2 separate regions of the Homo sapiens genome follow, and region 2 is linked to region 1. The links are chromatin loops, found by intact Hi-C in ENCODE. Cell type or tissue: K562. All regions are shown on one strand. Links, peaks and the distances in the headings refer to the core of each region. The heading gives the core; the rest is flanking DNA.

Region 1 (15,725 bases), core at 2,606-10,605:
TAGGGTGATCTTCCTGCCCCGATCTTCTATAGCACCCTGCACTTCAAAAAACTTTGCACTTAAGTCTCCCAACCGCAGCTGTGCTCTCCCCATCAGCAGACACCCTGCCAAGGTCCATGTCACTGGGAAGGGAGTAGGAGAGCTTTATACGTAGCTATCATTCACTGAGCACCTCTAAGTACCTGGCCCCATGTTCAGTGCTTTACCCATTTATGTTAAGAACTCTTTGCATTCTTCCCTTGAGATGGAGCTTTTTCCAGATGAGAAAACTGAGATTGAGCATGGTGAAGTGACGTGAACCCAGCTCTAACTCCAAATCCTTGGCTCAAGAGCAAAGCTGTTGGTGTGAACTCTATCATCATTTCTCCCTTCCAAATACAGTTGCCACAGGCCACACCAATATTTTCCCCTTTCTTTCTGGTTTTACAAAATGAATTAGCTAACAGCTGATTTTTATTACCACTAACAGATAATTTTTGTTAAGAACTTAACATGTGCTAGGTGCTGTTCTGAGCACTTTACCTGTATCAACTCATTCAATCTTCATAACAACTCTATAGGATAAGCACTATCAGGATCCCTGTTTTGCAAAACTCTGCCTTAACTTAAGGCAGGACCAAAGTCGCATGATGCTGGTGGAGCCAGGATTTAAAGCCTCACTCCAGTTCAAGCCCCGGGAGCCCATTTTCTGCCTACTTCCTCTAGAAACTCCTTCCATCAATCCCTCCCTCACCTCTTTAAGCTACCTCTCTCCCCTGGCTCCTTAGCATTTAATGTGTTTACAACTTTCCCATCTCAAAAGAGTCCTCAAACCCATGTTACTCTGCAGTCACTACTCTTTCCTTCCTCCCTGTCTTAGCCCAATTTCTTGAGTTTCTCTACTTGCTAGCTATTCTTCCTTACCCCTCTTCAAACCAGCCTCCACCCCCCCGCCCCTCTGCCTAAACTGCCCTAAGCATAGGAAGATTGTGCCGCCACATTCCCAAAGGAAAAAAATACTCCCTTCAATAGCCTAAAAATACTGTCAATCAAACTTGAAATCAGCTTTCTAAATTGTAAGACATGTCACAGCTCTAGTAGTTCTGAAACAAATTTTTTATCAAGAGTAAAAAACGAGCAAAGATAAATACTGAATACTTTGGTATAACTTAATTAGTGATGACACCTCAGTTGAGCCTTCTCTATGCAGCTGGAGTTTTGCTTTTCTGCTCAAATGCCCTCTAATATTATATCCAGCCAAGGTATCATTCAAGTATAAAGACAACAGCTAAAGTGTCCTTAAAGGCAACAGACCAATACCTGCGCTGTTCTGTTTTGCTTCGTCCACACAGTTTTTATTCTTCTTCACTCATTTAACATTTCAGCCATGGTGGGCTATGAATTCTTTCTTGGTAACTAAAATTGTTTGTAAACGGTATTAAAATAAGTCTCCTTTTTACCTTCTTGGTGGTTTCTCAGTTGTCATACCCCCATCTCTCCTCTGTTTCCCTTTCTAATACTGGTACTTCCCTTACTTGGCTAAGGATTTCTGGGAGAGGTTGGATAGGAGTTACTAGTGTCCCAGTAATGCTGGTCAAAACTTTCCCCATGCCCAGAGCCCAGAGATAATTCAGGACCACAGGTAGAGTGTGTATAGGTCCCACTGTTTGTTAACACTGTGTCCATGAAGACTACCTTGCCAAGGTTTCCAATGACTGCTGCATGGAGCTCTTCTGCCCCACTGCTGCTTGCTGATCTCTAAACCCAGGTGAAGTTTTTCGCTTTCACCTTACGGACTACTGGGCAGCATCAGGGACCATTTACTCCTTGACCTTCCTGAAGCAATTTCATATTGCACCACTCTACTTTCTCATCTGCCCTCTTAAGCTCATCCTCTAAGGTCTGGAGTTCTCCAAGATCCCAGCCTTGATTTTCCATTCACCATACACACTCTCTTTAATGACCTAAACCACTCACACAACTGTGAGTACTCATTTGTCAGCAATTTCCAAATCTCTATTTCCAGGCAGGTCCTGGCTCCACACCCAAATATTCAATTGCCCTCCAGTTCAACTGGCCAAAACCAAATGCATCTGTTTCTCCCAAGCCTGCTCCTCCTTTTGTGCTCTCTCTCTCTCTGTCCACCCAGTCTCCCTGCCCAGAAGCTTGCACATCATTTTTAAACACTCTTTTGCTTTCCATTTCCAAAGATTCACAAAAATCAGATGGAGTCTGCCTTTGTCCAATTTGTGTTGTTATAAAGGAACATATGAGGCTGGATAATTTGTAAAGAAAAAAGGTTTATTTGGTTCATGATTCTGGATGGCTGGAAAGCTCAGCATTCATCATCTGCATCTGGTGAGGGCCTCAGGCTGTTTACACGCATGGGTGAAGGTGAAGGGGAGCTGGTGTGTACAGAGATCATATGGAGAGAGGGGAAGCTCTCAAGAGGGAGTGGGGAGGTGCCAAGCTCTTCTTAACCAGCTCTCATGAGAACCAATAGACTGAGAACTCACCCCTAAGGGAGGGCATTCATCTATTCATGAGGGGTCCACCCTCATGACCCAAACGCCCCCTATTAGGCTCCACCTTCAACACTGGGGATCAAATTTCAACATAAGTTTTGGAGATGACAAATATCCAAACCATGGTAGAATCTATGCCCCTTTAGGCTCTCTAGAAACTGTGCCTTCCTTTCTAGGAAGGAGAACACAGTAGAAAGACCTGGGTTGGACAGGTATAGGCTTTAGGGTTGGACAGACCTGGTTTGAAATCCTGCCTCTATCACTTACCGGCTGTATGACTGTGTATTAAGGGCAACTCTCTTAATACATTCAAATCTTAATTTCCTTATCTACAAAATGGGGATAATAATCTACTTTGAAGAGTTATTGTGAGAATTAGAAACAATGATGTTCATACTTAGGACTGTGCCTGTCCCTACTAACACTTAATGATAGTATTCATTATAATAATGATGATGATGATTTCTGGCTCCACTGTTATTGCTTTATCTAGGATATGGTCTTTTCTCTCCTGAACCATCACATGAGTTTCCTCACTGGACTCTCTGTCTTCACTCTCTGTTGACTGCCAAATCTGCTTTTCACATAGTAGTCAGAAAAATTTTTCTAAAGTACAAATCTGATCATGACATTCACCTGCTTAAAACTCTTTTCTCCCCCCATTCCATCTACCCTATGCCCCAGCCATACTTGCAGGTCTCTGAGCACACATTGGTCACACACTCCCTTCTGCCATGCTTTATTCAAGGAGTTCCCTTTGCCTAAACCTGAATGTATTCTCTCCCTCCCCTCCCTCACGTCCTACCTGACGAATCCTCATCCATCACACCCAGTGCCAATGAATGCCACCCCTCCTTGGGATGTCTGTTTACTTTGAGTCAACTGCTAGCTCCTTGAGGGCAGGGATCAGGTTTGATTCTTCTTTGTGGCCCCCTGCCTTCCTGCACAGGGCTTGACATAAAGAAGCCCTCATCAAATATTTTCAGACACTTGCTCAAGGTTGCACATGGGGTCAGAGGCAGGGTTGAGGCTTGAACCCAGGTCTCTCATCTTCCTGCTTAGGATTCTCCTCTACACATGCCATTTTGCCCCAGTGGAGAACAGGAGTGCAGGGTTAGTGGGTTGGGGGTGGGGGACCTCCCCATGTGAGGGCAGCAGGCAACCTGAGGACATCCCACACTGCATTTCAGTGCTGCATCTGCTACACTGGGGAAGGATAAAATTATCCACTGCCCACGTCATGTATCTCCCCATCCGACGGGGACTAGAGATAAAAAATGAATGACACAAAATCCAATCTTGCCTGGTGCAGAAGCTGGTGGGGGTGGGGGTGGAGCTGGTGGCCCAAGCAGCCACTCATTGCACAGCACATCTCATATTTATTGACTCATAATTGAAGGCAGCCTGGAGATGTCCCAGCATTGGCCCCTGACAAGACAGATGAGGGCAAAATGACTGTGGAGGCAGAGAGTCAGGATACAGACTTCCTCACAGGACTGCAGCCACAGAAGGGAGGCAATGGTGGGGAGTGGGGACAGCTAACTGGCTGTTGCACTGGCCCCGGGGTCTGACTCGGGTTCTAGGTCCTGCTCTGCTACCCACTTGTGATTACCTTGAACCAGACCCTCCCCTCTCTAGGCCAGTAATTTTAGCCTTCTTGATTTCATTACCAGGGTTTAGGAAAATCATTCTGGGAGTTGGGAAAATCTGGGCTGCTAACTTGCTCTGTGGCTTTAGGTGAGTTTCTTTACTCTAAGGGCTTTGTGCTTTCTCTTTGTAAAGAGGAAAGGATGCCTCCCTCTTCTATATAAAGATTGAGGGGGTTGGGTTGGCCTAGGAGCAGCCAGTTTGTGCATTTTAGCAACTGGAAAGCTTCTGGTTGGGGGAAGACAAAGAAACAAGAAATGCTGCCAAATATTAAGAACCTGCAATGACTCCTAATTGCTCACAGAAATGGTCCAAATTCCTAGGCTTGGCATTCAAGGCTGTGAAACCTGCATAGTCCTACCTCTAGTATTTGTGTCATTATGGGGAAAGTGTCTGGGGCTGGCAGCCAGGAAGCCTGGGTTCTGGACCAGTCTTACCACTATCTAGCTCTGTGATCTCTGGCAAGTTCTTGATCATCTCCAGGTCTCAGTTTCCCCATCTGTAAAATTTACATAGGTGATCTATGAAGTAATTAGGGTCCCCAAGCCCAGAGCAAGTCAGTTGCCAAGTTCTATCCTCTCTCCCTCTCAGTATTCCCTAAATCCATTCCTCCCTCACCCCCATTCCATTCTAATTATGACCACTGTCTCACCTCAGTACTCCTTTCTCTCTTCCTGACCAGTGCAGTAGCCTCTTGTCTCCCAGCCTCCATCTACCCCCTCCATACTCCAGTCAGAGTGACTCAGAAAGCATGTGACTGACCATGACCCTCGCCTGCGTCAAGCCCTTCCTGTGCTCTCCACACAGCTCTCAGCCGAGCTCCTGAGTGTCACATGGAAGATCCTGCATGATCTGGCCCTATCTTATCTCTTTTCCCACTCCTCCTGTGCCCCGACTATCTGTACCATTCAGGCTGGCCTCTTCACTGCCCTCTCTCCAGCTCAGACTCCAGGATGAGGCTTCCCCAAGCTGGCCAGGAGGAGGCCCTGTGGCCCTGAACACAGTAGTAGGTGGGGTCAGTGTCATGCCTAGACTCCTGTTCTGCCTTTCCAGAAGCTTCTGGAGTTCCAAGCCCCATAGGGGTCCTGCTCCATGGAGTCCCCAGAGCATCAGGTGTGAATGATGCTGCCTGTTCTCCCTCCTGCTGCTGACAACCAGAGAATGTCTGAGCCAAAAGGGCCCCAGAGGTGACCTTGACCTCCTAAAACCCCACATTGTATAGATGGAGAAACTGAGGCCCAGGGAGGAGCAGTGGTCACACAGCAAGTCAGTGTTCATCAGGGCTGGAGCTCTGCCTTGTGCCTGCTCCATGGGGTTGGGGACACAGGGCTGGACTAGGGTAGCCATAAAGAGAACACTCCACGCACTGGGGCAGGAGGGGCCATCAGCCCTCCCTTCAGTGGTGGAGGTGAGATACTCAGCAGGAGACTCAGGGCAGGGAAAGAGGCTTCTGCCAGTCTCATTCCCATCCTCACCGCGCCCCCTGCTGGTTCTGTCCTATTAGGGCTTCCAGGTCTCTGTACTTTACCTCCTCGCCACATGTCCAGCCTTCCTGAGGTGGGATGGGGAAAGGGAGGAATCAAGGTAGCCAGGGCAAGCATTTGTGAGCATTTACAGTCAGAGCTGTGAGGACCTCTACAACATCCTGCCAAGTGCCTATCTAGTATGTTTCATGCACGCCAGTGACAGGGACTCGCTTTCTCCTAGAACGGCACCACCCTTTGGGAGACATTTGGCCCAGGCAAAAGAGACTTCTCAGGAGAAGCTGGGGTTATCTGCAGGGTGTGCTTCTGGGCCCAGCATCAGGAGATGCAGAAAATGATAGAGAGACGGCCCACCTCTAGGATGGCTTTTCTCCAGGCCTAATAAATTATCAGACGTTGTGGTTTCTGGCCCCTTCCCAGGGCACAAGGTCCCTTATCAGAGCTTTTAGTCCACTGAATCCAGTCCTCAGAGAGTGCAGAAGGGGAGACTGAGGCCCAGGGTAGGGGTAGGATTTGCCTAGTTCCCCCAGCATATTAGGGCTGGGCCTGAGACCAGAATCCAAGGCCCCAGCTCCTAGCTGGGAGCCCTCCCAGCATAATATGTTCCCACTCTACGGCACGGAGTGTGGGGTGTGGGGGACTTGCACAGAGACAGAGAGGAGTAACTGCTGAGAAGGGCTTGTGATAGATGAATAGAAGCCTTCCCTGCAGGAGCTCAGAGTCCAGGGAGAGGGCCACAGGCAAAGGAAGGCTTCCTTGTCCCTCCCTATAGGATAGTGCATGCTCCATCTGGGAGGCAGCAACAATTGTGCACAAAGGCCACCATTTAGCCCTTGCTCACCCAGGAATCCCTCTCTGTGTGCATGTGTGTGTGTCTGTCTGTCTATGGACTGCCTCTGCCCTCAATGGACACCATTTCTAATTCATTCACCAGGAAAGTGGGCTTTTTTGCTATCCATCTGCCATGAGGGGATTTCATAAATCCTCTCTTTTTTATTTTGAGATGGAGTCTCACTCTGTCGCCCAGGCTGGAGTGCAGTGGCGCGATCTCGGCTCACTGCAAGCTCTGCCTCCCGGGTTCACACCATTCTCCTGCCTCAGCCTCTCTAGTAGCTGGGACTACAGGCGCCCACCACCACACTCAGCTAATTTTTGTATTTTTAGTAGAGACGGGGTTTCACCATGTTAGCCAGGATGGTCTCGATTTCCTGACCTCGTGATCCGCCCACCTCGGCCTTCCAAAGTGCTGGGATTACAGGCATGAGCCGCTGCACCCGGCCTAAATCCTCTCTTCGGCTGTGGTATAGGATAGTGGTGGCTTGGGCCATGTGAACACCTGCAGATTAGTAGTTTGAAGCCAGGAGAGCCAGGGCGTTGAATGCCAGACCAAGGAGCTTAGACTTTGTCCCACAAAAAATGAGGATGCAATGAAGGTTTTCAAGTACAGAATGTCATGGTCACATGTGTTCTAGGAAGATCTCTGGTGTGTAAAAAAGAAGGTGGGTTGGAGGGAGCCACAAAAGACAGGTGGTCAGGAAGGATGCTGGGGCCATGATGCCAGAGAAGGATAATGAGGTTCAGTGTGGGAAGAGGTCAGGAGGATGGACTTGAGAGATATTCTGACAGTTGAGTCCAGCCCAAGGTGAATAGCAGATGGGGTGAGAGAAGAGGAGTTAAGGTATGGCCTACGTTTGACCTGAGGGATTAGGGTGGTGGCTAGGAGAGTGCTAGAAAGCAGGCTTTCCTATAGGGGAGTGCTCTGGGCCCAACCTTGAGGCCACCCCATTCACCTCTTTACCTATTCATCACTCATCCACCTTCCCACCTACCCACCTACCTACCATCCATCCATATCCCACCAAAGCCTTCCCCTTTGCCAGGCTTCCATGTGCCAAGGACTCAGAAAATAACCAGTGCCGATCTCTGCTCCTGTGGGCCCAGAGAGACAGATTGGCTCTCCTTCACCCTAGTAGTACGTCTGGTTGCTGGCCTCTGCCCGTGGAGAAGGTGATGTAGATAACTTGCTGGCATTTCTTCCCAGAAAGTTATTGCTCATTCAGGCTTGGGGCTGGGGAGAGAGTCTCCATCCTGATGAGATCAGTATTAGACTTGCAAGTGTTAGCCATTAACAGCTTCATGGCATTGTATAGGCACCAGTTCACTAGGAAGAGGCTCAACTCCCTTCCCCATCTTGGGCCTGCCCTTGCTGAAGTTCCCAACCTGATTTCCATCTCTGATGAGGACTTGCCCTGCCAGGTTCAGCCACCCACCCATTCAGAAACATGAGGTCCTCTGCTGGGTATCAGGAACACTTGGTCTTTGACCTCTCATATCTCACAGACCAGGAGATGGGAGATAGAGACCCTTAAGCAGGGAGCAGACGAGGCTAAGTCACTGCAGTGGTGTGGGTAGAGAGGAAGGCAAGGATGCTGTAGAGGTAGAACTGGCAGGAATTCGTGGCCAACTGCAAATAAAGGACATGAGGTATTCAGGCTCCTGGGTACCCACAGGTGAGGGTGGCCAGTTAGGAGCTTTGGATACATCTGACCTCATGGGTTGTTTCTAAGGCCCAGGCCCACAGGACCTTTTAAGAGGATGACTTCTTGGTCAGAAAGACTGGCTTCTGCATGGGGAAGGGTCTATGTGAGTCTCCATAGGTCCCTCTCCACCTCCCAGCCAACCATCAGAACCATGGACTCAGGTATGAAATCACTGCTTCAAGTGAAAGGCTATTTCATGCCTCAGTAGTAAAGAGCAGGCACAATTGAATGGCCACATTAAGTCGCACCATTAGGGAGCTTTTCCAAGTATGAGGTTATTAGTTTCTTAGATGCAATTTCATAGGAGGAATTTGGCCAAAACGGGAACTTGTTCATCTAAGCTAAAGCAGCCTATTTAAAAAGCAAAATTGGCTGGGCGCGGTGGCTCACGCCTGTAATCCCAGCACTTTGGGAGGCCAAGACGGGCAGATCACCTGAGGTCAGGAGTTTGAGATCAGCCTGACCAACATGGAGAAACCCCGTCTTTACTAAAAATAGAAAAAATTTAGCCACGTGTGGTGGCACACGCCTGTAATCCCAGCTACTTGGGAGGCTGAGGGAAGGGAATCACTCGAACCCAGGAGGCGGAGCTTGCAGTGAGCCGAGATTGTGCCATTGCACTCCAGCCTGGGCAACAAGAGTGAAACTCCATCTCAAAAAAAAAAAAAGCAAAAATGAGTGTTACCCACATAGCGTGTCCATCAGTGACATCATAAACCCTGTGCTTATTCCATGAATAATTATCAAGCACTGTGGCAAGTCTCAGTGCCAGGCTTGGGAATCCAAAGGCCCTGCTTACATTTTCCTTTCATTTTTTTGCTCGTTTAGTTTTCATAGTTTCATTTTCACATTTAATTATTTAACTCATGTTGGGTTTGTTCTGGTGTATGGTATGAGGTGAAGCTCTAAATTTTCCCCCAATTGGTCTGGGTATATATGAGTTGTAATCTAGGTCAGAATTTCCCAGAATGATTCCATAGAAAACTGATCCTATAAGATGCTCAGGAATAAAAAAGATTTTATAGTCAAAAAAAGTCTAGGAACTGTTGCATACCCATCACCTTCTTAGAGATTCACAATATATATTAACAAGCAGTAAGGAAACTTTCATGTCTTGGTTCATAATTTTATTTGAGTACAGACCCCATTTAAAAATAACAGCTATGAGCACAGCACAGAACTCTCCACCTTGGAGTAAAGATGGCCCTACAGCAGAACTGACATTGAGGCCTCTGCCTCAGATCTGGCTTCCGCACTCTTATGGGTCTGCGATCTGGCCAGGAAGTGTAATACACACACTGCCAGTTCTGCTCCAGAGCCTGCAGTGCTAAGAACTTTGCCAGGAGCCACAAACCATGGATGCCCTCAGGGAGGGTGAGGCAGCTTGTCTGGCATTTGGCCAAGACTTCAAAGAGGAACAGTTGCCCTGGGCCTTGAAAGATGAGCAGGGTAGGTGAGGTGGCCCCTGTGAGGGCAGAACCCTCTCCAGCAGGGACACTCTGTCACGGCAGTGACCCAGACCATGCCCCCAGAACTGCAGGACATAAAGAGCTGCATGAACAGAGATGCCTGTGAGGAGCTAGGTGAGAGCAGAAATGCCTGTAACATGGGGCAAAGGTGGCTGTGGGTATGCTGCTGGAACTCTCCTGCAGGTGTAAGGGAAGGGCACTCAGCATTCACTTTCAAGTGCTGGGCCCCTGGTAAGGCAGGGCCTCCTGGGGCCTCATTACAACACCCAGCACAGACCATACATGTGGCCCTCTCCTGAGGCCTCTCTTTCCTTGGGGAGTCTACAAAGTTTTTTTCTTGTCTGAAACAAATAACTGGGGAGTTGGGGTGGGGTGAGAGGAGAATGTGTGGACCCAGATTCCTAGGGATTAATTAGGGCCCTTCAATGAAATGTTTCTCTTTTGGAGGCCAATTAAGACAACTGGAAGCTTGGGAGGTGGGAAGGGGGGAGGTAAATATGTGTGTTGTGCTTGAGACAGGCCCATTTTCCTCTGCTGGGCTGGGCCCCTCGGGGATGGGCAGACCTTGGGGGCACCCTGTCCATTTGCAGCAAAAATACTAGTGCAAAGATAATCACAGATTGTTTTTATCATCTAAGAGGAGGATTTTAGTGGTGCAGGACTTTAGTGGTGCATTATGAAGTGTGTTATCTCAGAAATTACCCTCGCCTCTGTAGTAACTGCATTATACTGAGCACTCACTAGGGGCCAGGCCTTAGGCTGGGCCTTTACAGTCATGATTTCATTTTTAAAAACAGCTTTACTGGCCGGGCGCAGTGGCTCACGCCTGTAATCCCAGCATTTTGGGAGGCCGAGGTGGGCGGATCATGAGGTCAAGAGACTGAGACCATCCTGGCTAACACGGTGAAACCCCATCTCTACCAGAAATACAAAAAATTAGCCGGGTGTGGTGGCGGGTGCCTGTAGTCCCAGCTCCTCAAGGCTGAGGCAGGAGAATGGCGTGAACCCGGGAGGCGGAGCTTGCAGTGAGCTGAGATCACACTACTGCACTCCAGCCTGGGCGACAGAGCATTACTCCATCTCAAAAAAAAAAAAAAAGCTTTAATGAAATATAATTCGCATATCATACAATTCATTCATTGAAAGTGTACAGTTCTATGGTTTTTAGTATATTCACAAAATTGCACAACTATTGCCAAAATCACTTTTAGAATGTTTTCATCACCTGTTAGCAGTGACTTTCCTTACCCCCTCCCCAATTCCTCCAAGCCCCAGGAAACTGTGGGTGACAAGCCACCCAGGTGCCAAGGCAAGAGACTGAGGACACAAGCTGTTCCAGTATAATAAAATATAAAATAAGAATAGTTATACCAGATATAGATCCTAGGTTATGATTATAGAGTGAGGATTATTATAATATTGGAATAAAGAGTAATTGCTACCAACTAATGATTAATGATATTCATATATAATCATATCTAAGATCTATATCTGGTATAACTATTCTTATTTTATATTTTATTATACTGGAACAGCTCGTGTCCTCAGTCTCTTGCCTCGGCACCTGGGTGGCTTGCCGCCCACAGGAAACCATTAATATATGTTCTGTCTCTATAGATTTGCCTATTCTGGATATTTCATATAAATGAAATAATATAATATGTGCTCTTTTGTGATTTGCTTATTTTACTTAGCATAATGTTTTCAAGGTTCATCCATGTTGTAGTAAATTCATCAATATGTCATTCCTTTTTAAAAAACGGCTTTATTGAGATATAGTTCACACACACAATTCACCCATTTTAAGTGTAAAATTCAATGGGTTTTGATATATTAAATTATAACTTTTTAAAACTATAGTAAAATCAATATAATATTAGCCATTGTAACCATTTTAAAATGTAGAATTCCATGGCATTAATTACATTCACAATGTTTTGCAATCATCACCACTATCTATTTCCAAAAACTTTTTCATCATTTTAAACAAAAGCTCTATAAACATCAAGCAGTAACTCTCTATCCTGTCTCCCCTTAGCCCCTGGTAATTTCTAATCTAGATGCTGTCTTATGAATTTTCCTCTTCTAGATACCTCACATAAGTGGTATCACACAATATTTGTTCTTTTATGTCTGGATTATTGCAGTAATCATCATGCCTTCAAGGTTCATCCATGTTGTAGCATACATCAAAATTTCATTTCTTTTTATGGCTGAATAGTATTCCATTGTATATATACTCCACATTTTGTTTATCCTTTCATCAATGGATGTACATTTGGGTTGTTTCCACCTTTTGGCTATTGTGAATAGTGCTGCTGTGAACATTCTTGTACACATTTTGTATTTTGGATATATACCCAGCAGTGGATTTGCTGAGTTATATGGTAATCCCATGTTTAATTTATTTGAGGAAATGCCAAACTGTTTTTCTAAAATGGCCACATCTTTGACATTCCCCTCAGCAATGTATAAGGGTTTCAATTTTTCCACATCCTCGCTAACACTTGTTATTTTCCCTTTTCGATTATAGACATTCTAGTGAGTGTGAGGTGGTATCTCATTGTGGTTTTGGCTTGCATTTTCCTAATGGCTAATGATGTAGAGCATCTTTTCATGTGCTAATTGTACATTTGTATATCTTCTTTGGATAAGTGTCTATTCAAGTCCTTTGCCCATTTAAAAATTGAAAGCTGGGCATGGTGGCTCACGCCTGTAATCCCAGCACTTTGGGAGGCTGAGGCGGGTGGATCACCTGAGGTCAGGAGTTTGAGATCAGCATGGCCAACATGATGAAATCTTATCTCTACTAAAAAATACAAAAATTAGCTGGGCATGGTGGCACACGCCTATAATCCCAGCTACTTGGGAGGCTGAAACAGGCGAATCGCTTGAACCTGGGAGGCGCAGGTTGCAGTGAGCTGAGATTGCGCCATTGTACTCCAGCCTGGGCAACAAGAGTGAAACTCCGTCTCAAAAAATATATATAAAATAAAAATAAATAAATAAAAATAAAAATTGAGTTGTTTGTTTTTTGTTGTTGAGTTTAGAAATTCTTCATGTATTCCGGATACTAGTAACTTATTAGATATACAAATTGCAAATATTTTCTCCCATTTTATGGGTTGTCTTTTTACTTTCTTAATAGTGTCTTTTGGAGTATAACATTTTAAAATTTTGATGACGTCCAATTTATTTATTCTTCTTTTGTTGCCTGTGCTTTTTGTGTCATGTCTAAGAAACCATTGCCAAATCCAAGGTTATGAAAATGTACCGCTATGTTTCCTTCTAAGGATTTTATGGTTTTAGCCCTTACACTAGGCCTTTGATCCATTTGGAGTTAATTTTTGTATACAGTGTAAGGTAAGGAGCCAAATTCATTCTTTTGCATGTGATTATTCAGTTGTCCCAACACCATATTTTGAAGAGACTATTCTTTCTTCATTGAATGGTCTTGGCATTCTTGCCAAAAACCAATTGACCATAGATGCATGGGTTTATTTTTTGGAGTCTTAATTCTATTCCATTGACCTATACATTTATATTTATGCCAGTACCTCTCTGTCTCTCTATCTCTCTCTCTTTCTGAGATGGGATCTTGTTCTGTCACCCAGGTGGGAATGCAGTGGCAAAATCATAGCTCACTGCAGCCTCGAGCTCCTGCGCTCAAGCAGTCCTCCTGCCTCAGCCTCCCAAGTAGCTGGGACTACAGGCATGCACCACCACATGGGTTTGGATTGTTCTTGTTTCTCTAAGGGAGGAGACCACCCCTCATATTGTCTTATGCCCAATTTCTGCCTCCAAAGAAAGAAGAAGTAAAAACTAAAAGTCAGAAATGAAATCCACAGGCAGAGAGTCCGGTGTGCACCCTGGGCCTGGTAGTTAAAAATCAACCCCTGACCTAACTGCTTGTGTTATCTACAGATTCCAGACAATGTATGGAAAAGCATTGTGAAAATCCCTGTCCTGTTCCGTTCTAATTACTGGTGCATGCAGCCCCCAGTCACATACTCCCTGCTTGTTCAATTGATCACGACCCTCTCAAGCAGACCCCCTTAGAGTTGTAAGCCCTTAAACGGGACAGGAATTGCTCACTCGGGGAGCTTGGTTTTTGAGACGCAAGTCTGCTGACACTCCCAGCTGAATAAACCTCCTTCATTCTTTAACCCAGTGTCTCAGGAATTTTGTCTGTGGCTCATCCTGTTACATTTCTTGGTTTCCTGACCGGGAAGCGAGGTGATTGGCAGATGATTGAGGCAGCCCCTTAGGCGACTTAGGCCTGTCCTGTAGAGCATCCCTGTGGGGGACTCAGACCAGCCTGGGCAACGCAGATCCAAAGAGTGCTCCCAGGTAGGCAATTGCCCCAGTGGGATGCCTTGCCAGAGCAGCATGGGGCAGGCCCCTGCTGAGGATCAACTCAGTGGCTGAACACTGAGAAGGAACTGACATTTGGAGTCCAGACATCTGAAGTTTGGTAAGACTGGTCTTTGGAACTTGCTCACTCCATTTGAGTGGAAGCGTGGCCCGATCACCCATGGTGTGCCTGTACCGGCACTTTGGTTTTGGTTTTGACTTGGTTTGAATTGCTTGACAGGATTGGTCTTGGGAACTTGCCGACTCTATTTGAGTGGAAGCGTGGCCTGATCACCCATGGTGTGCCTGTACCGGCACTTTGGTTTTTGTTTTTGACTTGACTTGGATTGCTTGATACTTTGGTTTTGGTTTTGACCTGGCTTGGATTTATCGATACTTTGATTTTGGTTTTGATTCTGGTTTGGTGTAAACTGTAAAAGTGTGTGTGTGCCCTTTTTACCCATTCTTTGTTTTGTGGTGTGCATGTGGTGTAAGTATGGTGTTTTGTCTTGAGGAAGCATGGGTCAGGCACAAAGTAAGCCCACCCCACTAGGAACTATGTTGAAAATTTTCAAGAAAGGATTTAAGGGAGATTACAGTGTTACTCTGACACCAGGAAAACTTAGAACTTTGTGTGAAATAGACTGGCCAGCATTAGAGGTGGGTTGGCCATCAGAAGGAAGCCTGGACAGGTCCCTTGTTTCAAAGGTATGGCACAAGGTAACCTGTAAGCCAGGGCACCCAGACCAGTTCCCATACATAGATACTTGGTTACAGCTTGTTTTAGACCCCCCTCAACCTCCCATAGTGGTTGAGAGAACAGCAGCGTAACCTGCTGGCAGAGGCAAGGAAAGACCAGCAGAGAGAGAGAGAGAGGAAAGAGACAGAGAGGAAAAGAGGCAAAGAGAGAGAGGAAGATGCAGAGAGATAAAGAGGGAGTCAAGGGGAGAGAGAGAGAGAGAGAAAGAAAGAGAGAGGCAGAGAGAGAGGAAGAGACAGAGGCGAAAGGAAAGTCAGAGAGAGAGAGAGACAGAAAGTCAAAGAGAGAAAGAGAGATATACAAGTAGTTAAGTTAGTTAAAAACAGTTACCCTATTCCTTTAAAAGCCAAGGTAAATTTAAAACCTATAATTGATAATTAAAGGTATTCTCCATAATCCTTAACCCAGTAACCAATGGATTGCCCAAATGCATTCAATCTGTAGCCTCAACTGTTTTGCTAACTGAAGAAAGTAGAAAAATAACTTTTAGAGGAAACCTCATTGTGAGCACACCTCACCAGTTCAGAAGTATCCTAAGGAAAAAAAAAAAAAAAGGCAAAAAGGTAGCTTACTAACTTAAAAATCTTAAAGTATAGGGCCATTCTGTTAAAAAAAAAAAAAAAAAGAAGATGATTTAACATTAACCACTGCTGAAAATTCCCTTAACCCAGCAGGTTTCCTAACAGGGGATCTAAATCTTAATTACCATACAAAGGTCCGAACAGATGTAGGAGGAACTCCCTTGAGTACAGGATGATAGACGGTTCCTCCCCGGTAATTGAAGGGGGAAAAAAAAAGCTATCTATACCAATTCTTAGTTAATTTGGACTAAACAAGGTCTTATTAATAGCAAAGGATAATGGAAATCTCAAACTTACAAGGTTTTCAACAAAAGTAAAGTTTGCTAAAAGTTAACAGTGTAACATGTATTATAGTAACTTGTAATCTTGTGGCCTTAGACAGTCTAG
Region 2 (15,725 bases), core at 4,885-12,884, 71 kb after region 1:
AACTACCTTATTCTGAACGTTGTTACAGCTCAGAGAAGTCAATTATGGATTGAATGCCACCGAGTTAGGCTGAATTGGGGTTTGAGGGGAGAAATTCAGAGCCGTCAAGCCTGACTGAGCCTCTCTTCCCACCTCCTCCCTCACTTCTATTAAACAGCAGGGAGACAGATGCTGAGTCTGAAGTCCAGAAATAGTGTCTTTTCAAGGTCAACCAACAAATTCATAGCAGAAGTAGGTTTTAAAGCCGGTGTCCTGGCTCCCACCCAGTCTTTGTAGGATGTTTCATGAGAGAGGATGATTCCTTAGCCTGCTATTCAAAGCCTGTCTTCTTGCAGCCTTGTTTCTCCTTATTCTAGTCAAATGGCAACTCCTTGCTCTTGCCTTGTGCTTCTGCCAAATTCAGCTCAAATATTACTTCCTCCAAGAGATCTTCTATGGTCCTGGCTGGCTCAGGAGCCTCTTTCCTGGGCTCTTGAAGTTCCTGTGCTTCTGTTTGTCATTATTATGATTACACCAGGTTGTCTCTGTCTATTTATGTGTCCACCACACCAGGAGCACTTTCAGAGCAGTAATGGGGTCTGATCGTTTCTATTTGATACTGCACCATCCTTCCCAGGAGCTTAGTGCTCTGGAATGCAGCTTTCCAACTTGCCTTGTTTTGCTGATAAATCATCAAATAGGAATGAAGGGGCCATTAGTGATTAAATAGTTTTCACCTAACCTCTTTTTTTTTTTTTTTTTTGAGATTGAGTCTTGCTCTATCACCCAGGCTGGAGTGCAGTGGCACGATCTCGGCTCACTGCAACCTCTGCCTCCCGGGTTCAAGCGATTCTCATGCCTCAACCTCCCGAGTAGCTGGGATTACAGGCGCTTGCCACCATGTCCGGCTAATTTTTGTATTTTTAGTAGAGATGGTGTTTCACCATGTTGGCCAGGCTGGTCTTGAAGTCCTGATCTCAAGTGATCTGCCCGCCTCGGCCTCCCAAAGTGCTGGCATTTCACCTAACCTCTTTATTATATAGATGGGGACAGAAAAGGGAGTCCCAGAAATGGGCTGTGACTTTCCCAAGGTCACACAGTAAGTGGGTGATAGAACTAGAACTAGACTGTCAACAGAGCTAGATTATCAACTCACCTTGAGCTCTCCTGGACCAGCTCTGCCACTCTCTTGCTGTGATGCTGGGTCTCTGAGCCTCAGTTTTCCCATCTATAAAATGAGGACTTTGGAAGCAATGATCTCCAGCTTGATAAATATTTTGAGTATCTACTCTGTGTTTAGATAAATGAGAGATTCGAAGACAGATGTGTCATGGCCTCAGCCTCTTAGGAAGGAGAGCAAGGGCGCTCTCATTTGTTAAGCTTCTGTTGCCTGCTTGATTCTTTACAGTCATTACACATCATTACGACGCCCAAACTCATGCAGTTCTCTCATGATATTCTCACCATCCTGCACTGTTTCCATAGAAAAGGAGCAGGATATACGTGAAGCACAGAATCTAGGTCTATTAACTTTGCAGTTAGAAAGGCCTGAGTTTCCTTCCTGGCTCCACCACTTTGTGCTTTCCTCCAATGGACTGCAATTCCCTCACAAATTATTCCCATTTCTCTTATCGTCATCAGCTTTGCCTCCTTGTGAGGAATTCTCTTCCAAGATCATTAGCCTCTTGCTTGTGACTGCACAGCCCTGCCCCTGCCTGCGAGGGTGTCTGGTCTACACTCACCCAGGCTGACTGCGTGGTTGACTTGGATCCTGGGACCCTGACATTCCCAGGATCTTTACTGTGGTTGTACATGCCCCCAACCTCCCTGAGCCTATCTCCCCATCCCAGTCTCTGCCTGCTCTGCGCACTCCATCCCCAGCCCAGCTCACCTACCAATCCTGGTCCGCCTTGATGTCTTGTGTAGAGTCGTCACAGTTGGCCTTGGTTGGGAAGAGCCAGGTAGAAACTCAACCATGGCCCTTTAAACCCTCGGGCCCCTCTCTGCAACCAGGCCTGCTGGGGCTCTCTCCCCACAAGAAGGCTCACCCGTGGGACCAGATAACTGCCAGTCAGCTGAGAACAACTTCCGAGGGTGGAGTGGGGGACTTTGTTCTGGGCTTTGCTGATAATGAAAACAACATCATTAACAACCCTCATGGGTCCCAGAACTTTATCACCAGTATTATTCCTGTTTTCCCATCTGGTCCTCACAATAGCCAGGGAAGACAGGCAGAGTCAGGATTATTTCCACTATTTTACATTTGAGGAAACTGAGATCTAGAGAAGTGAGGTGACTTGCCCAAGGTCATATGAGTGGCTGGTGGCAGAGCTGGGATTTGTACCCAAGGCTCCAATTCTGGTTCAGTGGTTCAGCAACATGTTATCTAATGACTAAGACCCGAGTTATTCCCAGTAATATGACTTTGAACAAATCCCTTAACCTCACTGGGTCTTCATTTTGTCATCTGTGGAATGGGTATAACGACACTAACTCTCTCACAGGATAACTGGGCAGGTTGAGGTGCTTCACCCAGTTCCTGCCACTTATTAGGCATTCAATAAGTGGGAGCTATTATTTTAATGGACCAAAGCAGTAAAGCCTTGTTCAATGAGTATGTGATACTTCCGCTGCTGTGCAATGAGAACTTGCAAAGGTTTTGTGGAAAGAATGTGAGGGTGGAAGTCTCTGCCCCAACCCCATACAGGACAAAGTCAAGAGTCACAGACTCTTCCTGCCTCAATCTTTCTGATTCTCTCCTTTGGCTCCAGTGTTCTGTTTCTGACTTGACTGACTTGGTCACTCCTACTAATACTCATAAAATTTTAATTTTTTTTTAATTTCACAAGTAATAAACAGAACCTCATTGTAGAACATTTTAATCAATACAGAGCTTTACTGAGTCAAAAGTGAAAGTTCTAGGCCGGGTGTGGTGGCTCACGCCTGTAATCCCAGCACTTTGCCGGGCCGAAGGGGGAGGATCTCTTGAGTCCAGGAGTAAGAGAGCAGCTTGGACAACTGGCAAAACTCTATCTCTACTGAAAAATACAAAAAAATTAGCTGGGCATGGTGGCATGCACCTGTAGTCTCAGTGAGAGGTGACAGCGTGCTGGCAGTCCTCACAGCCCTCGCTCGCTCTCGGTGCCTCCTCTGCCTGGGCTCCCACTTTGGCGGCACTTGAGGAGCCCTTCAGCCCACCGCTGCACTGTGGGAGCCCCTTTCTGGGCTGGCCAAGGCCGGAGCCGGCTCCCTCAGCTTGCAGGGAGGTGTGGAGAGAGAGGCGCGAGTGGGAACCAGGGCTGCGCCTGCGCTTGCAGGCCAGCTGGAGTTCTGGGTGGGCGTGGGCTTGGCGGACCCCACACTCAGAGCAGCCGGCCGGCCCTGCTGTCCCCAGGCAATAAGAGGCTTAGCACCCGGGCCAGCGGCTGTGGAGGGTGTACTGGGTCCCCCAGCAGTGCCAGCCCACTGGCGCTGTGCTCGATTTCTCTCTGGGCCTTAGCTGCCTTCCCGCGGGGCAGGGCTCGGGACCTGCAGCCCGCCATGCCTGAGTCTCCCACCCCCTCCCTGGGCTCCTGTGCGGCCCCCGCCTCCCCGATGAGTGCTGCCCCGTGCTCCACAGCACCCAGTCCCATCGACCACCCAAGGGCCGAGGAGTGTGGGCGCATGGCTCCGGGACTGGCAGGCAGCTCCACCTGCAGCCCCGGTGCGGGACCCACTGGGTGAAGCCAGCTGGGCTCCTGAGTCTGGTGGGGACGTGGAGAACCTTTATGTCTAGCTCAGGGATTGTAAATACACCAATCGGCACTCTGTATCTAACTCAAGGTTTGTAAACACACCAATCAGCACCCTGTGTCTAGCTCAGGGTTTGCGAATGCACCAATGGACACTCTGTATCTAGCTGCTCTGGTGGGGCCTTGGAGAATCTTTGTGTCTAGCTCAGGGATTGTAAACGCACCAATCAGCGCCCTGTCAAAACAGACCACTGGGCTCTACCAATCAGCAGGATGTGGGTGGAGCCAGGTAAGAGAATAAAAGCAGGCTGCGCGAGCCAGCAGTGGCAACCCGCTCAGGTCCCCTTCCACACTATGGAAGCTTTGATCTTTCGCTCTTTGCAATAAACCTTGCTACTGCTCACTCTTTGGGTCCACACTGCTTTTATGAGCTGTAACACTCACCGCGAAGGTCTGCAGCTTCACTCCTGAAGCCAGCGAGACCACAAGCCCACCAGGAGGAACGAACAACTCCAGATGCGCTGCCTTAAGAGATGTAACACCACGAAGGTCTGCAGCTTCACTCCTGAAGCCAGTGAGACCACTAGCCCACCGGGAGAAACGAACAACTCCAGATGCGCCGCCTTAAGAACTGTAACACTCCCCGCGAAGGTCTGCAGCTTCACTCCTGAGCCAGTGAGACCACCAACCCACCAGAAGGAAGAAACTCCCAACACATCCGAACGTCAGAAGGAACAAACTCCAGACGCGCCACCTTAAGAGCTGTAACACTCACCGCGAGGGTCCGTGGCTTCATTCTTGAAGTCAGTGAGACCAAGAACCCACCAATTCCGGACCCATCAGCTACCAGGGAAGCTGAGGCAGGAGAAACACCTGAGCCTGGGAAGTTCAGGCTGCAGTGAGCCACAGCTGTGCCTCTGCACTCTAGCCTTAGCAATGGAGTGAGACCCAGGAAGGAAGGGAGTGGTGGAAGGGGGGAAGGGGGGAAGGGAGGGAAGGGAGTGGGGGAAGGGAGGGAGGGAGGGAAGGGAGTGGGGGAAGGGAGGGAGGGAAGGGAGGAAGGGAGGGAAGGGAGTGGGGGAAGGGAGGGAGGGAGGGAAGGGAGGAAGGGAGGGAAGGGAAGGGAGGGAGGGGAGGGAGAGAAAGAGAGAGAAAGTTTTTTTTCACACCAATTCTTACCCATATTTTTCCTCCAGTCTTAACAATGGAGTGAGATCCTGTCAGAAAGAAAGGAAGGAAGAAAGAAAAGAAAGAAGAGTTAGTTAGTCTTCTTCACACCAATTCTTACCCACATTTTTCCTCCATGCTCCAGAAGTAAACATTATTACTGATTTGGTGTGTTTCTTCCAGACTTTTCTAAGCGCATGTGTTTGTGTATGTGTGTATGGTTTTGCTTTTCTTTTAATGTAAATTGAATCATTCTGTATTTATTGTATAGCATATTTTAATTTAATAAGTCTAGGAATTTTTCTGTGTCTGATCTACTTCATTTTTTTGTATCTGATATTTGGCATTTTGTAGTACAGATACAACATAGTTTGTCTAATAACTCATCTGTTGATGAACATTTAAGTTCTATCTCATTCTTGCTATTATGAAAACTATTATAATTAATTTCCTTTTAACATGCATTTGGGGTCACATGTGCTCAAATATTTCTCGGAGATAGACAGATCCTTAGAAGTAGAACTTCTGGGCCAAGCAGTCAGCACATTTTCAAATGGAATGGGGTGTGCATGTGCAGGGACTATCCCAGCTTCAAACCCAGAAGCTTTGAGGATGCTGAGTCACAGTGATGACTGAGATGACCCTGTTACACCCGGCCTGATGCTTCTGCCCAGGACCAGGGGAAAACCCATGCATGAAGGGTTCATTTCAGCCTGCAGAAGAGACTTCCCTATTAGACCTCTGCAGACTGTAGACTTTCAACTGCAGACTGGGAGGTTACTAAGTCCTTAGCAGCTGAGTACAGAACACGATGGAAATGAAAACATGGTACAACAGAGGTTACAGCCCTCTCCTGACCTGATAAACTTCATGATGGAGCTAAAGATGGTTTGGGAAGTTTCTTTGAATCACAAGCAGAACTGTATGTGCTGTCTCCTCCTGTCTGGATCTACTCACTACTTGCTAAAGAGAAGAATTTTGGTTTGGGATAAATTTATGTGGATCTTCGCTTTGGTGCCATAAAGGTAAGTGCTAAAGATGTTTCTGGGGGAGAAGACTAAGCTCTCTTAAGTTAAAGGCAAAGAATCCTGCAAAATCACCAGGTGGTTAGGTGGATTCTTTTGTTCTGTTTTCCATTTCTTAGACGTGATGAGATCCCTAATAAGCCTTAAAAAGCCATCTTTTGGCGGCATAAGAATGACTTAAGGCTTTCGAGATGTTATGTATGAAAGTAACTAAAAGACTTGGGCACTTGGGCTGAAATAACCCATATGGAGTGCAACAGTTAAGAGAATTGCAATAAGTAGGAGAAAACAAACAAAAACTAAAATTTAGAATCCTTTTGGATTTCCTATTTTGTTTTACTAAAGAGAATGAACCAAAATAGAGAGTAAAACTGTTGGCTGAGATTTCTTTGTATAAAAAGCCAACATTCTAAGACTTACTTTTATAACATTATGGGATAAAATAGGATTTCTTTTATTACCTCTAAGAATAAAACTCTCCTCATCCTGCTAGGAAATGACTGGCTTTTCTATAGCCATAGTAACAATGATCAGAACTTGTTTAAAACATGCTTAACTGGCTGGGCATGGTGGCTCACACCCGTAATCTCAGCACTTTGGGAGGCCAACGTGGGTGGATTGCCTGAGCTCAGGAGTTTGAGAACAGCCTGGGCAACATAGCTGAAACCCCGTCTCTACGAAAATACAAAAAAAAAAAAAAAAAATTAGCTGGGCGTGGTGGTGTGCACCCGTGGTCCCAGCTACTCAGGAGGCTGAGGCATGAGAATTGCTTGAACTCAAGAGGTGGAGGTTGCAGTGAGCCGAGATTACACCACTGCGCTCCAGCCTGGGCAACAGAGTGAGACTCTGTTTCCCAAAAACCTCAAAAAACAAACAAAGAAACATACTTAATTGTTTAATCACAGCTTTGAGCCAGTACCCACACTTCTGAAAGTCAGGGAATCTAAAAGCCACTCAGCAATGGTTTAACTCCAGTAACCACACTTCCATAGCTAAAAGCAAACTAATCCCTAAACACTCCCACCTTTGAAAGTCCACCAACCCCAGATCTCCACATTTTCCACAGCCCTGTGTAAGATCAGCTCCCTGTGTTTCTCAAAAACAGACTATATCATAAACCATAGCATCCTGTGCTTACACTAGTGATACATTCAGCCTTTTGTTTCTGATATTGAGTGGTGATCTGTTCCTTTAACATTTCTTATTTATTTCCATATGGTCTATAGTAATGTCCCCTCTTTCACTTCTGATTTTAGTAATGGGAGTCTTATCTCTTTTTATATTGGTAGGCTAAAGTTTTAACAGTTTTATTGATATAGTCAAGGAACCAACTTTGGTTTTGTTGATTTTCTTTATTTTTCTATTCTCTATTTCATTTATTTCTGTTCTAATCTTTGTTATTTTATGCCCACTTCTTGTTTGAGTTGAGTTTGCTTTTCTTTTTTAATTTCTAAAGATAAACAGTTAGGGTACTGACTTGAGATTTGTTTTCTTTTTAATATAGGTGTTTACAGCTATAAATTTCCCTCTCTGTACTGCTTTAGCTGTATCCCATAAATTTGGGCATGTTGTGTGTTCATTTTCATTCATCTCAAATTATTTTCTAATTTCCCTTGTTATTCTTTTACCCATTGGTTATTTAGAAGTCTCTTGTTTAATTTCCACATATATGTGGAAGTAGCATTCAGTGATAGAGGTTTTATTATTTTAAAGATAGCACAGAAAAAGTGGACAGGTTATTTAAAACAAATATTGCTTAGAACCAAAAAAAAAATTTTTAGCAAGTTTACAAAAAAATGAAGCCCTCAAAGTTGAAATTAGACAAAGTTATGCAGATCATTCAGGAAATAAAAGGAGGATAAAAGGAATTAAATTGAATCATGCTATTTGAAATATAAACAGAAAGCACAAAATAAGAATTTAGTGTAAGTATTTTATTTTATTTACCATTAAGAATATATTAAATTGGCCGGGCATGGTGGATCACACCTGTAATCCCAGCAGTTTGGGAGGCCGAGGCGGGTAGATTGCCTGAGGTCAGGAGTTTGAGACCAGCCTGACCAATATGGTGAAACCCCATCTTTACTAAAAATACAAAAATTAGCCAGGCATGGAGGCCTGCGCCTGTAGTCCCAGCTACTTGGGAGGCTGAGGCAGGAGAATTGCTTGAACCTAGGAGGCGGAGGTTGCAGTGAGCCGAGATCGTGTCACTGCACTCCAGCCTGGGTGAAAGAGTGCCACTCCGTCTGAAATATATATATATATATATATATATATATATATATATATATATATATATATATAAAATTAATGCAGAAGAAATGGCATTTCAATAAATATTATTCTAGTAATGGAATCATTGTCTCATGACTGCAAAATGACTAAGTATTTTTACTACATGTGATAATTGAAGTCAGGTTTTGAGCTCAATGTTTTATTTGATTTTAGAAATATTTTAAACTAGCTTTTGATATATTAGAATTTATCTTTTTATCTTTATTCTTTCTCCCTCTCCCAGCTACATCAAGATATAAAATATAGCACATAGTAGGTTCATGATATATGTACTTACTATGTGAATGACAGCTATGTCATTTAGCTGACAGTTTTAATTTTCTTGCGAAGCGGTTTAGGTAGCCACTTTTGAGGACAGATAAATGATTAGGTTTAAAAAATTCAGATCATTGCCACATGTAAAACACATTAGTTTATGTAAGCATCCCAATGTTTGGTTAAAAAACCAAACCTCTACTGGAGAGAATCAGTAAAATTAGGACCATTAGTCAGACACACTATGACTCAGAATGAGCACTGCACTCTGAGATAAAAATGAGATCAATTTTAAGACAGTGTTTTCCGGATGTAAGTGTGCCTCATGTGAGTTTAGTGTGAGGAGGCTCCTCAGATAACAAACCTAACTCAAGTGGGACTTTGATACTGCCAGACCCTCATCCTATATGTCTCTGTTCTTTTCTCTCATCTCCTCTTCTCAATGACTTTTCCACACCTTCTCTTCACTCCTCAGTCCACCAATACCTCTTCCCATCGCCACTCCAGCAATCAAGTGATAACTCCCACAGACTGTCATCCCACAACCACCCACCTACCAGCCTCTGCACCCACACACTGCGCTTTCCTACCTGTGACCACAGATGAACTCCTCATGCCCTTATGTAAAGTCAGTCACAGCCTGGGCAACATGCAAAACCCCATTCCTAAAAATAAAAAATTAGCTGGGCATCTTGGTGTATGCCTGTAGTCCCAGCTACATAGGAGGCTGAGGTGGGAGGATTGCTTGAGCCCAGGAGGTCAAGGCTGCAGTGAGCCATGATTGTGCCACTGCCCTCCAGCCTGGGCAATAGAAGGAGACCCTGTCTCAAAAAATAAAAATAAAGCCATTCACTTCAAATCTCCCCTCTCTCCTCCATCACCAATTTTTCTCTCTACTGAATCATTCCCACCAGTGTACAAATACATTGTAATTTTTCCCACCTTAAACAAAAATTTTATCTCTATAAACTGCTGATTACATTTTAAAAATCAAGGGGCACAACACCTTGTATAGTAGTAGACTATAGTAGACTACTATTCATTCAGAAGGAGTGGAAATATAACTCTATAGTCATATTTATGTATCACATAGCAATATTTATAAATTATATATATGTGTAAACATGTGAAAATATCTTCTATTAAAAATAGAAAGAAAAATGTTTTAATGAATAAAAATGGTTTCTTTAAAGGGGATGCAATAGGTGGAAGGAGCAGGAATGGAAGCTAGAATTCACCAAAAATGCCTTATTTTATAATACTGACTTTAAAAATTGTTATAATTATGACTTTAAAAATTATAAGGGTGGTGGCTCACGCCTGTAATCCCAGCACTTTGGGAGGCCAAGGTGGGTGGATCATGAGGTCAGTAGATCGAGACCATCCTGGCTAACGTAGTGAAACCCCGTCTCTACTAAAGATACAAAAAAATTAGCCGGGCGTGGTGGTGGGCCCCTGTAGTCCCAGCTACTCGGGAGGCTGAGGCACAAGAATGGCGTGAACCTGGGAGGCGGAGCTTGCAGTGAACCGAGATCGCCAACAGAGCGAGACTCCGTCTCAAAAAAATAAAATAAAATAAAATCATGTACTCTGCTGGCCATGGTGGCTCATGCCTATAATCCCAGCACTTTGGGAGTCCAAGGCAGGAGGATTATTTGAGGTCAGGAGTTTGAGACCAGCCTGGCCAACATGGTGAAACCCTGTCTCTACTAAAAATACAAAAATTAGCCAGCTGTGGTGGTGCAAGCCTATAGTCCCAGCTACTTGGGAGGCTGAGGCAGGAGAATCACTTGAACCCAAGAGGTGGAGGTTGCAGCGAGCTGAGATTGCGCCACTGCACTCCAGCCTGGATAAGACAATGAGACTCCGTCTCAAAAATAATAATAATAAATCGTGTACTCTGCTGAGCTCTCTAGGTCCCCCGTCTCTCTGTGTGGGGGCCTCTCAGGCTTTTGTGACAGGAGGGGCAAATGCCTTCTCTTGGAGAACTCACTCCTGATAGAGCCTAAACCAAAGGTAGACCTTTCCATTATTGTTCCCAAGCAGAGACTCCAGGCACATCCCGGGTCGCTTTTGTCTTCCTTTCTCCCGGTTGCTGCAGCCCAGCAGGTGTTCTGTCTAGTCACTGTCTGCCCACTCTGCTGTTGGCTCCGCCTCCTCAAAGCCAAAAGGAGCAGTCACGAGGGCCATTGTTGCTAGAAGGGACCCAGATAACTGAAAGCTGTAGCTGTCCAAAGAGAAGCCTGTCTCAAAGTTTTCAGGGATTGTTCTGAAAACTTTGACATGTGCGCACTACATATGTGCTTGGGTCAAGCCCTGGACTGGTGCATTGGAGCTGAGGAAATACTGGCTTAGCCTACTTCAGGAGAAGCCTCTGATGGGCGGTCCTGCCAGCTTCAGGTCCACATCCACATTGCTGCTCTTTGACCTCCACTGATTCCATGAGCAGTTTGTCTTTGATTTTCTTGGAACTACGTCTACATTCTTTTCTAGAACAAAAGCATTCGTGATGTGTAAAGAAATCACGATTCATACTGTACAATCTCAATCTCATAAAACTGGATGTTATACCTATATTCACAGAGGACCTAGAAACTGTAAACTGCTTGTGATTGTAGGTGACTTTGTTCTTTACTTCTTGTGTTTTTAAGTTTCCTAAAATGCACATATTAACTTAAAAAATAAGGGTTATGTCACTAATCATTAGAGAAATGTAAACTAAAACCACAATGAGATACCATCTCACACTAGTCAGAATGGCTATTATTAAAAACTCAAAAAATAACTCATGCTGGCAAGGTTGTGGAGAAAAGGGAATGCTTATACACTGCTGGTGGGAATGTAAATTAGTTTAGCCACTGTGGGAGGCAGTTTGGTGATTTCTCAGAGAATTAAAAACAGAACTAACATTAGACCAGCAATTCCATTATTGGGTATATATCCAAAGGAATAATCACTCTACCATAAAGGCACATGCACATACGTGTTCATCACAGCACTATTCACAATAGCAAAGACATGAAATCAATCTAAATGCCCATCAACAGTAGACTGGATAAAGAAAATGTGGAACATATACACCATGGAATACTATGCAGCCATGAAAAGGAATGAGATAATGTCCTTTGCAGCAACATGGATGGAGCTGGAGGCCATTATTCTAAGTGAACTAATGCAGAACAGGAAACCAAATACTGCACGTTTTCACTTTAAGTGGGAGCTAAACATTGAGTACACATGGACACAAAGAAGGAAACAACAGACACCAGAGCCCACTTGAGGGTGAAGGGTGGGAGGAAAGTGAGGATCACAAAACTACCTATCAGGGCCAAGCACAGTCACTCATGCCCATAATCCCAGCACTTTGGGAAGCCGAGGTGGACGGGATCACTTGAGGCCAGGAGTTCAATACCAGGCTTGGCAATATGGCGAAACCTTGTCTCTACCAAAAATACAAAAATTAGCCGGGTGTACGTAGTAGCACATACCTGTAATCCCAGCTACTCAGGAGGTTGAGGCAGAAGAATCACTTGAACCCGGGAGGTGGAGGTTGCAGTGAGCCAAGATTGTACAACTGCACTCCAGTCTGGTAACAGAACGAGACTCTGTCTCCAAAAAAAAAAAAAAAAAAAAAAAGACAGTCCTGGGTTGCTCATTGCTCTATGATTGATTGTGAAGCCTAGCTCCCAGATTTTGAAGTGGTGACTGGAAAATGCTTTGTCTAAAATGAACATGGGACAAATGACCCTCCTGTGTGAGAGCTCCCTAATAAAGAATCTCAGAGGTCACCCCCATGAGCAGTACAGGAGTTGAACATGGACTATCATCATTCTAAAGGGTTAATGCTCAGTTAACTAGAGCCCCATCCCAGCAGATCCAATAGAAAGGTTTTCAATGCACCCAAAACGATGCAAACTGCACTTCCCTGGACATTGCTGCAGTCAGAGTGTGAGTCATGGGCTGACTGTCTCCACGTTAGGCTGAGTTGGGGGGTTTGAGTGACAGAAACTAAGAAGGTCATAGCCAGAGGAGCCGTAAGAGGCCATCCAGTCCAGCTGCCCTTTCTCCTCCCCATTCCTCCTTTCACTGCTTTGCTGACACCCCAGCGAAGAGGTGGTCCAAGGCTTTTCACTGCCAGGACTATCCAAGGGTCATATCAGGCTTGAGTCACCAGCAAAGCAGGGTCACCAAAAATACTTCCTGAGAGAATGTAACATTTGATATTTCAAAACATCATTCAAATAGTCCATCATAGGAAATATCAGAATTTGGCTGGACTGTCTCAACACTTATTTTATAGGTTAGGGTTCTTATTTTATTTTGAATTATATACTACATCTAAGTAATACAGCCCTGTGCTTAGGGCCAAAAGACATTTTCCCAGGGCACAGAACTTGCCCAAGCAGATCTTTCCTGTTGGGTTTTTACAGTGCTGGTGGGGAAGAGGGGTCAGAAAAACCAACCACCTGAATGTCCATCCTGCACTTTCTGTACGTCATCTCTCCCCATCAGACAGCTCTGCCAGGAAGTGCTTATGCCCCTTCAACTAATGAAGAAAACTGAGGTCAGAGAAGGCCAGGCCCTCCTTCAAGGTCACAGTTGGTGAGTGAGAGCAGAGGCTACTCCTGGAGCCTGGCAACCCACAGTCCTGCCTCCTGGGCCAGCTCTAACACTCTTGCTGTGACTGTGGGTCTCTGAGTCTTGATTTTCTCATCCGTACAGTGAGGGGTTTGAGGAAATCATCTCTGAGATGTTTCCAAATCAATGAGCTATTTTCTGAGTGTCCCTCTGCGTTTTGCAGAGTGGGGGTTCAGAGACAGATGTCACATGACCCACACCCCTAAGGGTGAGGGCTCTCGCACTGAGGGAGCACTGCAGCAGAGCCAGGTTCTTGACCTTCATTATGTCATGTGCACCTTAGTGGTTACGTGTGCAGACTCGGGAGTCAACCCCTGCTCCTAACTCCAGCTGTGTGACATTGAGCAAGTCACATTCACCTCTCTGAGCCTTTTGGCCCTGATCTGTGACCTCATGGGATTTTCTTTATGTAGAGAATGCTTAGGTATGCTTACAAAGAGCCTGGAAAATGAAAGAGCTCAAAGTTTTCTAGTGTTTCCAGTGGTTCCTGCTGTCATCAGCCTTTTCTCCCTGTGGGAAGGCCTTGGCCAAGAAGATTTGAATCCCATCTGTGAGTGCATCCATTGCCCAGACTTGCCAGGATATCTGGCCAAAGGCCTCACAGCCCAGGCATGCACCTGGATCCTGGGCACCTGCCTATGTGCACACCCCATCTGTCTTTCTGGATTCCTGGCCCACGCTCCACATTCCCCCATCTCTCTACCCCTGTCTTCCTATCCTAGTCTTTGCTGAACTCTGGGCACTTTACCCCCAGTTCACTCATCTGCCAAGCCCGTCCCCTTTGTGTCTCCAAATCTGGCCCCAGAGGGAAGAGCCAGGTAGGTGTTGAGCTGTGTCCCATTAAACCCTCTGGCCCTTCCCTTCAGCTAGGCCTGCTGGAGCCTCTCCCTCAAGATGGTGCTCCTTTGGGCACTGTGCCCCCAGGCACCCAGGACTAACTTTTTGGGCCCTTGTGGAGCAGATGTTGGGAGGAGACTTGCCCCTGGAATTTGCCAATAATGAGAAAAACATCATTAACAGCCCTCATGGGTTCCAGAACTTTACAACCAATGGGGCAACTTTTAACTACCTTATTCCATCTGGTCCTCAGAAGAGCCAGGGGAGATAGACAGCCAAGAGGAGAAAACTGAGGCCCAGAGAGGTGAAATGATGTACCAATACTAACACAGATGTATCATATTAGGGCTGCAATTCAGACCCAGGGATTCATTCCCAGGCCTGTGCGCTATCGTATTCCATAGAGATTAAGGGCACAGCGTCCAGAATTAGAAAGCCCTGGGTTTGAATATCAGTTATAATACATTTTAGCTATGTCACCTTAGGTAAGTTAGCCTCTCTGAGTCTGAGTTTTCCTTCTGTAAAATGGGGAGGACCTTCTGGGGCAAGTCTTATGTGCTAGAAAACAGTGTCTTTTTGTCCATATGCACCACATTGCGTTACTTAGGATCCATTATATAATTTCAAATAAAACAAGAACCCTACTCTGTAAAATAAGTGTAAGAGAGTCCAGCCAAATTCTGGTATTTCCTGTGATGGACTAATTGAAAGGTGCTTTGAAATATCAAAGGTCAAATTATCTTAAGAAGTATTTTTGATGCCCCTGATTTGCTGGTTACCCATGCATGTGCCTGGCCAAGTCATCCTCTCCACTTGGTTGTTTCATGCCTCTTTTGCTGTGGATGCTCTGAGAATTGAGATTTCTCCAAAGTTCTAACACTTCTGTGATTAAGCCCTTTGCTTAGTCTTCAGCTCGTCTGCCCTCTGCAGAGGATGCTGTCAAGGAGAGCCTCTGACTCTCACACTTTGCACTGGGGATTAATACATCTGAGTCTGTTGTTTTCTCTCTACCCTTCAATACATCATTGTCCTTTTAGCAACATCCTCCAATCCCACAGTTCTTAAGGTTTTTACTTCTGCCACACCTCTAAAACACTAGAGATGATGCACAAGCTTTTGCAGCTGCTTTATCTAGGTCCCAGCCAGCTTGCAGCAGGTAAAAGTCTTAGCAATCACATTCCTGTAGCATAGGCCGCAATCTCTTGTTTACCATCAGTGACAGGGCCCTCATTGCCATTCAGATAGTGAGCGATCCACTTACAGAATCTCATCCTCAGAATCTGTCTTCAAGAACTACTCCTGGCACCAACTTTCTTGGGCTCGGCTTCCCAGAAGCAGAGCCAGAGAAAGGGATTCTTGTGCAAGTGATTTATTGAGGGAGTATTCTCAGATGAGACCTGTAAGGGAGTGAGGGAGGTGGGATAGTGCAGGAGAAGTTAGGCAAATATGAGTTTCAACTGAAATTGTACCTCATTCCACAGGTGCTCTGGAGTGTGAAAGGCACTATAGCATTGTTCTACCTTGGAGTGGAGGGATACCTTTTATATCCCCTCATCAGTTAGTCATCACTATAGGTTATCCCTGGGGAAAAGGTGTAAACTACAAGACATTTTTCCTGGCAGGAAAAATTAGTTGAAGGCAACTCTCTAGAGAATAACATAGCTGTGAGCTGTTAGCAGCTAATATTCATAGCAGATACATGGATTACCAACAGTGACTTCTACATATGGTATTTACCCTTCTGTGTCTGGTTTTTTTTTCAGTATTGTGTTTATAATATTGTTGAGTTTGTTTTATA

The links. A loop is a pair of places that touch in the nucleus more often than their neighbours do. Peaks named below come from ENCODE experiments on the same cell type or tissue, not always from the same donor. Only the 100,000 strongest peaks of a DNase experiment are listed, where the experiment ranks them.
Region 2: a loop joins it to region 1, with 4 times the contacts of the local background. A loop is called at or near these places in 2 of 110 quality-filtered maps.

Annotation. Positions count from the first base shown.
Region 1 is chr11:75,026,528-75,042,252 of GRCh38, forward strand. No RefSeq gene overlaps it. Among named protein-coding and RNA genes, the nearest start is that of NEU3, 45 kb to the left of the region's middle. In K562, for the core only: CTCF peaks have their summits at 5,131 (motif pointing right) and 5,636 (motif pointing left); DNase peaks (open chromatin) are centred at 3,784, 5,054 and 5,604.
Region 2 is chr11:75,094,954-75,110,678 of GRCh38, forward strand. OR2AT4 (olfactory receptor family 2 subfamily AT member 4) reads right to left here and starts at 1,923. Exons shown (of 2, transcript NM_001405852.1): 1 at 1,875-1,923. It also overlaps the pseudogene LOC100421207. RefSeq lists a cis regulatory region at 1,782-2,297 and enhancers at 4,907-6,106, 5,382-5,451, 5,722-5,791. In K562, for the core only: no CTCF peak of the experiment used is centred there; DNase peaks (open chromatin) are centred at 5,498, 8,738 and 10,618; H3K4me3 peaks cover 3,192 bases.